Linked DNA regions of Homo sapiens: region 1 is linked to region 2. A link is a contact called in ENCODE POLR2A ChIA-PET data. All regions are on one chromosome and are shown on one strand. Each heading gives the region's core, a stretch centred on a gene start or an enhancer-like site at or near the end of the contact. The rest is flanking DNA. Distances are from core to core; before and after follow the strand shown. Region 1 has its middle 18 kb from the start of INTS3. Region 2 holds the start of S100A6 (S100 calcium binding protein A6).

Region 1 (5,942 bases), core at 3,075-5,574, 170 kb before region 2:
TTTTGTTTTTTTGAGGTGGAGTTTCACTCTTGTTGCCTAGGCTGGAGTGCAATGGTGTGATTTCGGCTCACTGTAACCTCTGCCTCCCAGGTACAAGTGATTTTCCTGTCTCAGCCTCCCAAGTAGCTCGGATTACAGGTATGTGCCATCACACCCAGCTAATTTTTGTATTTTTAGTAGAGATGGGGTTTCACCATGTTGGCCAGGCTAGTCTCGAACTCCTGACCTCAGATGATCCACCCACCTCAGCCTCCCAAAGTGCTGGGATTACAGGCGTGAGCCACTGCACCAGACTACCTCATTTTTTAAATGGAGCAAATAAAGCTAAACTGAGGTACCACTTTTTATCTGTCAGGTTGACAAGAATCCCAGTTTTGATATAGGAGTTAAGAAGATGGCAGGGCGCAGTGACTCACGCCTGTAATCCCAGCACTTTGGGAGACCAAGGTGGGTGGATCATCTGAGGTCAGGAGTTTGAGACTAGCCTGGCCAACATGGTGAAACCCCATCTCTATTAAAAATACAAAAATTAGCCGGGCCTGGTGGCACGTGCCTGTAATCCCAGCTACCCGGGAGGTTGAGGCAGGAGAATCGCTGGAACCTGGGAGGCGGAGGCTGCAGTGAGCTGAGATTGTGCTACTGCACTCCAGCCTTGGCAACAGAGCAAGATTCTGTCTTAAAATTAAACAAACAAACAAAAAAAGAATCTACTTAGGCAGATAGGATATGGGAGTCCTTGGTAAGGTTCTCCTTTTATTTTTATTGATTGATTGATTGATTATTATTTTCAGATGGAGTTTCACTCTTGTTGCCCAGGCTGGAGTGCAATGGTGCGATCTCAGCTCACTGCAACCTCCGCCTCCTGGGTTCAAGCAATTTTCCTGTCTTAGCCTCCCGAGTAGCTGGGATTACAGGTGAATGCCACCACGCTCAGCTAATTTTTATATTTTTTTAATATGGACAGGGTTTCATCATATTGGTCAGGCTGGTCTCAAACTCCTGACCTCAGGTGATCTGCCCTCCTTGGCCTCCCAAAGTGCTGAGATTACAGGCATGAGTCACTGCACCTGGCCATTATTATTATTATTGAGATGGAATCTCTCTCTGTTGCCCAGGCTGGAGTGCAGTGGACAATCTGGGCTCACTGCAACCTCTGCCTCCGGATTCTCCTGCCTCAGCCTCCCGAGTAGCTGGGGTTACAGGCGTGCCCCACCAAGCCCAGCTAAGTTTTGTATTTTTAGTAGAGACGGGGTTTCACCATTTTGGTCAGGCTGGTCTTGAACTCCTGACCTCAAGTGATCCACCTGCCTTGGCCTCCCAAAGTGCTGGGATTACAGGCATGAGCCACCGCACCCGGCCTATTTATTTATTTATTTTCGAGACGGAGTCTTGCTCTGTCACCCAGGCTGGAGTGCAGTGGCAGGATCTCGGCTCACTGCAACCTCCGCCTCCTGGGTTCAAGTGATTCTCCTGCCTCAGCCTCCAGAGTAGCTGGGGTTACAGGCACGTGCCATCACACCCAGCTAATTTTTGTATTCTTAGTAGAGACGGGGTTTCACCATGTTGGCCAGGCTGGTCTCGAACTCTTGACCTCATGATGCACCTGCCTCGGCCTCCCAAAGTGCTGGGATTACCGGCATGAGCCACCAGGAGGTTCTCCTTTTAATGAAAAGCAACCCCAGATCATTTTCCTTTCTAACAAAGAGCAGCCTGTGAAATCGAGCTGCAGACATAGATGCCAACAGTTGTGCCAATCATGTTCAAAATGGCAGTTCCATCTTTCCTTCTCTTTGTCAGCCACAGTGTACAGTAAGGAGCAGATAATATGGCACCTGGCAAGGGGAGAGTTCATTTGCATAATAAGATTAGGGTGGGGTGGCCAGCCTTCCCCTCAAGCTATATAAACGTCACACCTGATTGAACCAATTTGATTTACCTACGTAAATCAGACATCGCCTTTCAAGCCTGCCTATAAAATCCGGCGAACTCTGCTGCCGGCCAGTCTTTTCCTTTGGGAAGCCCCTCTTTCTTGCCAGAGAGAAAGCTGTTCTCCTTTTTCTTTCTGCAACCTCCGCCTCCCGGGTTGCAAGTCCAAATAAAGCTAAACTGAGGTACCACGAAACTCCTCCTGTGTGTTTGTGTCCTAAATTTTCTTGGTACCAGACGACGAACCTCGGATATTTACCCCAGCCAACGAAGCCACTTTAGTTTGATACTGTTGTCAAAGTTTTGGGGAATTCGTCACTATCATGCATTGCTGGCGGGTGTGCAAGTTGTTAAACCCTATATAGGGTCAATTTGGAATAGATATAAAAGTTGCAAATGCATATTATATCTTTTGACTCACTAATCCCATTTCTAGGAGTTTATCTTACAGATATATTGAATGAAACATAGATATGAGATAACACATTAGGTATAGGTATGGGATTAGACATAGCATTTATAATAGTGAAAGATTAAAAATATATAAATGGGCTAGGCACAGTGGCTCACGCCTGTAATCCCAGCACTTTGGGAAGCCAAGGCAGGAGGATTGATTGAGGCCAGGAGTTCAAGACCAGCCTGGGCAAAATAATGAGACAGTGCCTCTACAAAAAAATTAAAAAATTAGCCAGGCGTGGTGGTACATGCCTGTAGTCCCAGCTACTTGGGAGTCTGAGGCAGGAGGACCTCTTGAGCCCAGAAGTTCAAGGCTGTAGTGTGCTGTAATCATGCCACTGCACTTCAGCCTGGGTGACAGAGTGAGACCTGTCTCAAAAGAAAAAGAAATAAAATAAATAAAAATAAACTTCTTTTGGGCCAGGCACGGTGGCTCACACCTGTAATCCCAGCACTTTGGGAGGCCAACGTAGGCGGATCACGAGGTCAGGAGATGGAGACCATCCTGGCTAACACAGTGAAACCCTGTCTCTACTAAAAATACAAAAAAATTAGCTGGGTGTGGTGGTGGGCGCCTGTAGTCCCTGCTACTAGGGAGGCTGAGACAGAAGAATGGCATGAACCCGGGAGGCTGAGCTTGCAGTGAGCCGAGATCGCGTCACTGCACTCCAGCCTGGGCAATAGAGCAAGACTCCGTCTCAAAATAAATAAATAAATAAAAATCAATCAATCAATCAATCAATCAATAAACAAACTTCATTTGATTTTGCTAGAGAAAAGATTGAACTATCTTTCTTTTTCCTCCATAAAAAAATGATATCATGGGCTGGGCACAGTGGCTTATGCCTGTAATCCCAGAACTTTGGGAGGCTGAGGCGGGCAGATCACTTGAGCCCAGGAGTTTGAGACCAGCCTGGGCAACATGAAAAAACCCCATCTCTACTAAAAATACAAAAAAATTAGCTGGGCGTGGTGGTGGGCGCCTGTAATCCCAGCTACTCTGGAGGCTGAGGCAGAAGAATCGCTTGAATCCGGGAGATAGAGGTTGCAGTGAACCGAGAGCGCGCCACCGCACTCCAACCCGGGTGACAGAGTGAGACTCCGTCTCAAAAAAAAAAAAAAAAAAAAAAAAAAAAAAATTCTAAAAATTAGACAGAGTGTGTGCCTGCAGTCCCAGCTACTCAGGAGGCTGAGGTGGGAAGATTGCTTGAGCCTGAGTGATTGAGGCTGCAGCGAGCTATGATTATGCCACTGGACTCCAGCCTGGGTGACACAGCAAGATCGTGTCTGAAAAAGAAAGAAGTATTACAAAATCATTGTTATATGAAATAACAATCAGAGTACGCAGTGCGAAAAGTAGGAGTTTGAGCTGTAGAGTGTCTGACAGAAAATAAAAAAACTTTAGGCCGGGCGCGGTGGCTCACGCCTGTAATCCAGCATTTTGGGAGGCCGAGACAGGCGGATCACGAGGTCAGGAGATCGAGACCATCCTGCTTAACACGGTGAAATCCCGTCTCTACTAAAAATACAAAAAAATTAGCCGGGCGTGGTGGCAGGCGCCTGTAGTCCCAGCTACTCGGGAGGTGGAGTCAGGAGAATGGCGTGAACCCGGGAGGCGGAGCTTGCAGTGAGCTGAGATCACGCCACTGCACTCCAGCCTGGGCGACAGAGCGAGACTCCGTCTCAAAAAAAAAAAAAAAAAAAGAAAATAAAAAAACTTTAAAAAATTTTTTTAAAAAGGAAAAAAGAGAAAAGTAGTAGTTAATATTATAGAAGTGAGATGGGTAGTTACTAATAAAGATATCCTTCTAGATTGTGAGATGTTTGGATTTCTGTCAGGTTTTTGAAATTTGTAATTTCTTTTCACTTTCTAATTAAATATTTATTTCGTAACCATTTTTTTTTTTTTTGAGATAGACTCTTGCTCTGTCACCAGGCTGGAATGCAGTGACGCGATCTCCTGTGTTCAAGCGATTCTCGTGTCTCAGCCTCCCGAGTAGCTAGGGTCACAGGCACACATCACCACACCCAGATAATTTATGTATTTTTAGTAGAGACGGGGTTTCACCATGATGGTCAGGATGGTCTCAATCTCCTGACCTCGTGATCCGCCTGCCTCGGCCTCACAAAGTGCTGGGATTGCAGGCATGAGCCACTGCACCTGGCCTGTATTCTTTTTTTTAAAGGGGACCCACCAAACTGTGTAAACTCCAAGTCCCACAAAACCTGGATCCACCCTGGCTTGGGCCAGCTGCAGAGGGACTTTGAGGAGACAGCAAAACTGTCCACTGGAGTTTTTAAATAAAACAAAACAAAAACAAAAACTGGTCTCTAGGTGACATATCCCTCCTTTCCCCCAAATCCTGTATGAAATCTTTAGCAAAATAGCTATTTTTTAACTTTAAAATTTAACAGAGAACCAGGTGGAAGAGACTTGGATTAACAGGAGCAATGTGAGAAATTCTGTGGGGGTAGAGGGAGGAGTGTATGTGTGGCCACAAGTTCCATAATAGGTATGGAGGTGACAATTGCCTTCTGTCTGCACTCCTCGGGCTGCACCTGGAAGATTCTGCCCCAGATAAGGAGGCAGGTTGTCAAAGGGACAGGGAAAGACTAGGGCAAACCCACAGGCACTCATCCAGAGTGACAGAGTTTGGAGTCAGAGCCCGGAGATTTCTTTCTCTCTCTCTTTCTTTCTTTCTTTCTTTCTTTCTTTCTTTCTTTCTTTCTTTCTTTCTTTCTTTCTTTCTTTCTTTCTCTTTCTTTCTTTTCTTTCTTTCTTTTTCTTTCCTTCTTTCTTTTTCTTCCTTCCTTCCTTCTTTCCTTCCTTCCTTTTCTTTTCTTTCCCTCCCTCCCTTTCTCTTTCTTTCTCTTTCTTTCTTCTTTTTCTTTTTCTTTCTTTCTCTTTTCTTTTGCCTCCCTCCCTCCCGCCCTCCCTTCCTCCCCTTTCCTTCCTCCCTTCCTCCCTTCTTTCCTTCCTTCCTCCCTTCCTTCCTCTTTCTGTCTCTTTTTTTTTTTTTTTTTTTGATAGAGTCTCTATATTTCCCAGGCTGATCTTGAACTATTGGCTTCAAGGAATCCTCCTGCCTTGGCTTCCCAAAGTGCTGGGATTACAGGTTTGAACCACATGCCTAGCCAAGATCTTGGAGAAGTGTCTCAAGAAACTACAGATGGTCTTTGACTTACTATTTTTCTTTTTCTTTTTTTTTTTTTGAGATGGAGTTTCACTCTTGTTGCCCAGGCTGGAGTGCAATGGCACGATCTCAGCTCACCGCAACCTCTGCCTCCCCGGTTCAAGTGATTCTCCTGCCTCAGCCTCCCGAGTAGCTGGGATTACAGGCATGCACTACCACGCCTAGCTAATTTTGTATTTTTAGTAGAGACGGGGTTTCTCCATGTTGGTCAGGCTGGTCTTGAATTCCCGACCTCATGTGATCTGCCCACCTCAGCCTCCCAAAGTGCTGTGATTACAGGTGTGAGCAACTGTGCCTGGCTAATATTTAATTTTTAATTATTATAGATACTTGCTAGTTGTATTAAATATATTTTCAATTTATAAT
Region 2 (6,217 bases), core at 3,077-5,576:
TCTCATCCTGGGTTCCAGTCTCTTGTTCTTTGAGGGAGGGGCCTCAGAGGTAGGCTAGTGCTGCTGGTGGTGACTTCCTGAGGAATGGGATCTTCCCCTCTCCCTCTACAGAGCTGCACACTGTGATGGAGACTCCTCTGGAGAAGGCCCTGACCACTATGGTGACCACGTTTCACAAATATTCGGGGAGAGAGGGTAGCAAACTGACCCTGAGTAGGAAGGAACTCAAGGAGCTGATCAAGAAAGAGCTGTGTCTTGGGGAGGTAGGTGATTGTTCCCTCATCCTCCACCCCAAAGTCTGAGTACTCCCTCTGGGGGACACATACCTACCCTCAGGATCCTCCAGCCTAAGCCAGGGGCAGGGTGGCCAAGGGCTACAGACAGAGACAAAGGAAGATGGTGGGGATTTCGGGCCAGCAAAACTCTAGCCCTCTGTGAAGGAGAATGGGTCAGGGTCTCACTGAGAAGGAGGAAGGGCTGAGTCTGGAGGGTTTAGAGAAGGAGATTGAGGAGCCTTCGATGGTGGGGCCAGGCTCTCCCAGCAGTGGCAGAACCTGTGCTAGGGGTCATGGGTGGTGAAGGGATGCAGGGTGTCCAGGTCCAGCTGTGTACAACTCAAGTGTAGGGACTCTGCCTGATTCTTCTCTGTGTGCACAGCATGGCCAGGGCTCTCTGATGGTGCTGGCACTCAAACTGAAAGGTTAACTTGTAAACATAGGGTAGTGAGGAGACAGAACTGGTTCTCACCAGATGGAGGTGGTGGGAGGGAGGTGACTGACAGAGGGGAAGGCCCATGAGGTTATTATAATACAATATCCCCGAGGATAAATAAATAAATAAATATATATATATATATATATATATATTTTTTTTTTTTTTTTTTTTTTTTTTTGAGAGAGTCTCGCTCTGTCACCCAGGCTGGAATGCAGTGACATGATCTTGGCTCACTGCAACCTCCGCCTCTCAGGTTCAAGCGATTCTCCTGCCTCAGCCTCTTCAGTAGCTGGGATTACAGGCACGCACCATCACGCCCAGCTAATTTTTGTATTTTTAGTAGAGATGGGGGTTTCACCATGTTGGTCAGGCTGGTCTCGAACACCTGACCTCGTGATCCATCTGCCTCGGACTCCCAAAGTGTTGGGATTACAGGCGTGAGCCACTGCGCCTGGCCAAGGATAAATATTTTTGAGACAGAGTCTCACTCTGTCACCCAGGTTAGAGTGCAGTGGTGCGATCATGGCTCACTGTAGCCTTGAACTTTCAGGCTCAAGTGATCCTCTTACCTCAGCCTCCTGAGAAGCTAGGACTACAAGCAAATACCACCACGCTTAGATAATTTTTAAAATTTTTTGTAGAGATGGGGTCTCACTATTTTACCCAGGCTGTTCTTGAACTCCTGGCCTCAAATGATCCTATCGCCTCAGCCTCCCAAAGTGCTGAAATTACAGGCATGAGCCACTGTGCCTAGTCTTATTATTTTTATAGTTAAAAAAAATCAATGCTCAAATACATCAAATAACTTGCCTAAGGACAATCCGCTAGTGGGAGGCTGAGCTGGAGTTCTGGGCCAGGCCTGTGAATCATCCTCCCTGTTTCCTTTAAAATTTAGCCTGGGTGCCTCTCCATCTATCACACCTTGAGCCCTGGTAGGCCCTCCCAGAAAGAAGGTCCACAGTGTGCCACATGGGCAGGGGACAGAAGCAGGTATGGGCGTCCCCAGGCCTGATCTCTGGCCTTCTGCCAGGCTGCCTGCATCCTGGAGGTTAATGAGGGCAGAGGGAGGGGCCACAGGTCCAGCAGGGATTAATTACAGAAGGAGAGACGCCCAGAGGAGGGCCTGGCAATAACAGGAGCCCAGGCTGGGGACTAGGATCACGTGACAGACAAGCAGTTTCCGCCTTTGTAAGTCCCAATGTCTCCTGTGAAAACCTGTAGCTGACGGCAATGATGAGGAGACATCAGGATCTGCTTGTCTATATTTTCTTCCTGTTCCACCCAAAGGACCCTGACTCCATCGTCCTAATGGAGCCAGGCTGGGACATCAGGGGACTGAACAACAGTGCACAACCAGGCTCCAGGCAGGCCTCTTGCACAGCTCTCCTAGCAGGGGAGGGATGCAGTGGCTTCACAGCCCCAGTGCACTGCTCTCATTGAGAGACATTTTGTCCGGGGTTATTCTCACCTAGTCCTTAGAATGGGGAGAGAGTCACTCAGAGACTTGGATAATGCTCAATGCCACATAATCAGCAAGGTGTTCTTTTTTTTTTTTTGAGAAGGAGTTTCATTCTTGTTGCCCAGGCTGGAGTGCAATGGCATGATCTTACTTACTGCAACCTCCGCTTCTCAAGTTCAAGCGATTCTCCTGCCTCAGCCTTCCAAATAGCTGGGATTACAGGGATGTACCACCATGCCTGGCTAATTTTGTATTTTCAGTAGAGACAGGGTTTCACCATGTTGGTCAGGCTGGTCTCGAACTCCTGATGTCAGGTGATCCACCCGCCTCGGCCTCCCAAAGTGCTAGGATTACAGGTGTGAGCCACCACACCTGACCCAGCAAGCTGTTTTTATCAGGTGTTGGTATAAAACCTAGATGATTGTTTCTTTGGCTGGGGGACAGTATTGCAGGGAAGGCAGGCTAGGCTAGCATTCCTGCTGTCATTTATTTCCATTCAGGAGTCAGGTCCCTGACCCCCTACCTCATGCCAGGCCCTTCCCTAGGTGTGGGCAGTGGGCAGACTCTGGGGGTCGAGATGCTGACAGTGTCATTGACTCAGCTGGGGCTCACCCTGAAGTTTCGGGGTGGGGATGACACCATGCAGTGGTGCGAGGGCAGGGCTGGGAGCGGGGTCTGAGCTGTCTCTCCACCTGGGTCCACAAAAGATGAAGGAGAGCAGCATCGATGACTTGATGAAGAGCCTGGACAAGAACAGCGACCAGGAGATCGACTTCAAGGAGTACTCGGTGTTCCTGACCATGCTGTGCATGGCCTACAACGACTTCTTTCTAGAGGACAACAAGTGACCAGGGCTGCCCTCCACCCTCACCCTCCACCCTTTGCTGCTGACCTCGGCTGCTCCTCTCACAGACCCTCTTTGGCCCCCTGCCCTCCTCTCCCTCCCAGATGGACCCTTCCATGGGAGGAAATAAAGTTTCCATCGCAGGTGCTGGGAGTCTGGTTTTGAAGCTGTCTTGTCTACCTTGGCCTGGGGAGAGGGGAGCACAGGAAGGGTCTCTCCTTGAGTGGGTTGAGACAGCTTCTGCCTCTGGGGGTTAGGGTCCTGGGCTCCCACTGCATTCCTCTCCTTCTTTGGTGTGGACGTCATTGGTTTTGTCATGGCTTAGTTTTGCCTGCCTGGAAAATGGGGAAGTTAGGCCAGGCGGGAACTCTGCAAGGATGCAGAGGAAGTTAAGAGGGAAAGTTGCTTTGAGAGGAGGACACTGGGAGGGGTTGGGAGTGGCTCCTGAGGGCGGTGATAGGCAGGCAGGCCTGACTTGTCCACAGCTCACCGGAGGCCACCTTGGCAGCACCTGTAGGAAGGGCATGTCTGGCCTCCACACCAGCCCCCTCCCTCTTCACCATTTCCCCTTCAATAGCACCACTCTCATCATCTATGGGGGACAGTGCTTTCTTCTCTCCCTGCCTCCTCCATCAAAATCTTTTCTCAGGGGAGGGTCTGAAAAGGCCTTCACTCCCCCGTAAATAACGAATGGTGCTTACAGGGCTGGGCTCCCACGTGCATGCACATTAACACCAAAGGTGCTGTAGTGAATGGAATTTGGGGCACTGAGGGGAAGGAGTGGAGGTGTTGGTAGGAACTTGTTGCTGGTGGGGGATGGGCGCCGTAGATATCCTTTACACCACTGGCTACTCCCCCTATCTCCTCTGGGGTGACCCTGAGTATCCTCTGTGGGACACCGGCATCCTGTGAGGCGCCCTCCTTGCCCACATTGACGCTGCGCTGGCTCGAGGGTCACATTCACGGTCTGGCAGAGGAAGCAGGGGTGACCGCCGCAGTCCTCCTCCTGCTCCCCTTGCCGAGTCACGTGTCACGAAGAGCAAACTGAGCAAACTGAGCTGCGCAGATGAGGGGAGACTCGTCACCAGGCGTGCAGTGGGCACTGCTGGGCTCCCCCATCCCGTCCTAACCCGGAACAGCCCCGGGCAGGAGGCGTGGAAAGTCGAGGGGGTAAACCGCGAATGTGCGTTGTGTAAGCCACGGCGCAGGGTGGGGCGCGGGCGGGACTTGGGCGGGCGGGGTGGGCTTGGCCGAGCTGGCCTCCGGGGCACCGACCGCTATAAGGCCAGTCGGACTGCGACACAGCCCATCCCCTCGACCGCTCGCGTCGCATTTGGCCGCCTCCCTACCGGTGAGTTCTCTCCAGGAGCCCTGGGTACTTTCCAGGGCCAGCTGCCCTCACGCTGGGGGTCCAGCCATCCCCTGCCCAGTTCAGCCGCTGGATCCAGACTGGGGCCATCTGTGGCGCTCCCCCGCTGGAGGGATAGTCAGGAGCAGCAGTGCTGTGCCAGGCAGGCCTTGGGCTAAGGGATCGCAATGGGGTGTGCTCTTTTGGGGTGCGGAAGGGAGTGCCCTGGGTGTGTCATTGCCACCATGTGTGGCCCTGTGAAGCTGTGTTTAAGCTGCCTTTGCAGCCTCCATTCCCCTCCCCTGCCCAGCCATACTCCTCAACTTCTGGATCCCCTGAAGGACAGTTCTCAGCTGTGCCCAAAGCTACTGTTCCTATATGCTTCTTAGAATCCTTAAGCCACCTCTCTTGCCTTGGCCCTAGTGTGCTCTCTCCTTCCCCTTCAAGCCCTGGGCTGTCTCCTGATGCCATTGTGTGTGGCCTGAGACTGGGTGGTTCCAAAGGAGGCGGGGCTAGTGCAGGCAGCATTATTGGGGTGTGTGGGTGAGAAGTCCTTGCTCCCATGGCACTGACTAGGCCCTCTGCTGCCAGCTCCAAGCCCAGCCCTCAGCCATGGCATGCCCCCTGGATCAGGCCATTGGCCTCCTCGTGGCCATCTTCCACAAGTACTCCGGCAGGGAGGGTGACAAGCACACCCTGAGCAAGAAGGAGCTGAAGGAGCTGATCCAGAAGGAGCTCACCATTGGCTCGGTGAGTGGCCTCCTCCCCAGGACCCCTTTTCCCACCCTTGTCCTTTGGAAGCAGGATTAGGGGAGAGAGAGGTGCCAGGTGCATCTGACTCACATTTACCCACATTCTGAGGCCCTGGTCCACATGTAGACCCTGAGCTGTAGACCCACTCTCCCAGCGGGTAGGGGATGCTTCCAGCCGGATATCCATCTCTCCAAATGAGGACCAGTAACTGAGAAGTAGCTGAGGAGAAGCAATGCCAAAGTGACATGGGTCCTTGGTGATGAGGGAGCACAGAGCCACTTGCAGAGAGGATTGCCTGGGAGGGGGAAGGGGAAGAATCCAGGGTTGTCATCACCACTGAGTATGGATTTCACATTCTAACACATTAGAAGCTGCAGGATGCTGAAATTGCAAGGCTGATGGAAGACTTGGACCGGAACAAGGACCAGGAGGTGAACTTCCAGGAGTATGTCACCTTCCTGGGGGCCTTGGCTTTGATCTACAATGAAGCCCTCAAGGGCTGAAAATAAATAGGGAAGATGGAGACACCCTCTGGGGGTCCTCTCTGAGTCAAATCCAGTGGTGGGTAATTGTACAATAAATTTTTTTTGGTCAAATTTACCCTTGCGTCCTGGCTTCCGAATGATTTCTGTTCCTCCTTGGCTTAGTGGGACACCAGCCATTGGAAGATTTGCTCACGGTCAACCTCTGAAAATGACTCATTGACTCGCCAGGCCAGAGGACCCACCCTGACAAGGCTGCCTCTAGCACATAAGGTGCCTTTATGTGAATGAGGAGAGATGCCCCTCTTGGCAACGCCATCCTAAGGAAAGGCTCAAGTGGTTTCCAGTAGAGAGAGTCCTGGGATGAGCTTGGAGATGGAAATGGTCCCTGGGCCGGGATGTGATGGGGTTTGGGGGCCTGGAAGTGAGGCAGAGATAGTCCCAGAGGCTCCCAGATGTGTTTTGCTCTGGGTGTGGCAAGAGGGGCCCTGGGGTGGGGCAAGTCCCCTTTCTCATCACAGCGCAGGGGTTAGATAGGGCACATCTGAGATGCCTGAGGCTTGGCTCAGGGAGTTTCCTACACCAGTGAGGACGCTGTGTGACTGAGTCTACTGCGG

The links. ChIA-PET counts read pairs that join two places held with the same protein, here RNA polymerase II (POLR2A).
Region 1: POLR2A ChIA-PET joins it to region 2 with 14 read pairs in PC-9. The contact joins the enhancer-like site here to the promoter of S100A6 in region 2. POLR2A ChIA-PET finds 5 or more read pairs at or near these places in 4 of 52 experiments (MCF 10A, OCI-LY7, PC-9 and 1 more).

Annotation. Positions count from the first base shown.
Region 1 is chr1:153,707,153-153,713,094 of GRCh38, reverse strand. It overlaps the pseudogene GEMIN2P1. Among named protein-coding and RNA genes, the nearest start is that of INTS3, 18 kb to the left of the region's middle. Within about 2 kb of position 4,324, at least 4 of the 41 ENCODE cell types and tissues checked have a DNase peak (open chromatin) inside an H3K27ac peak, as active enhancers do; they include PC-9, where a contact is called at or near this core.
Region 2 is chr1:153,534,100-153,540,316 of GRCh38, reverse strand. S100A6 (S100 calcium binding protein A6) reads left to right here and starts at 4,326. Exons shown (of 3, transcript NM_014624.4): 1 at 4,326-4,368; 2 at 4,957-5,115; 3 at 5,487-5,718. The coding sequence starts at 4,978. The coding sequence ends at 5,621. It overlaps S100A5 (S100 calcium binding protein A5), which reads left to right. Exons shown (of 3, transcript NM_001394232.1): 2 at 112-263; 3 at 2,881-3,170. The coding sequence starts at 126. The coding sequence ends at 3,021. It overlaps LOC124904423 (a long non-coding RNA gene), which reads right to left. Exons shown (of 2, transcript XR_007066630.1): 2 at 2,642-5,413. RefSeq lists an enhancer at 3,701-4,336.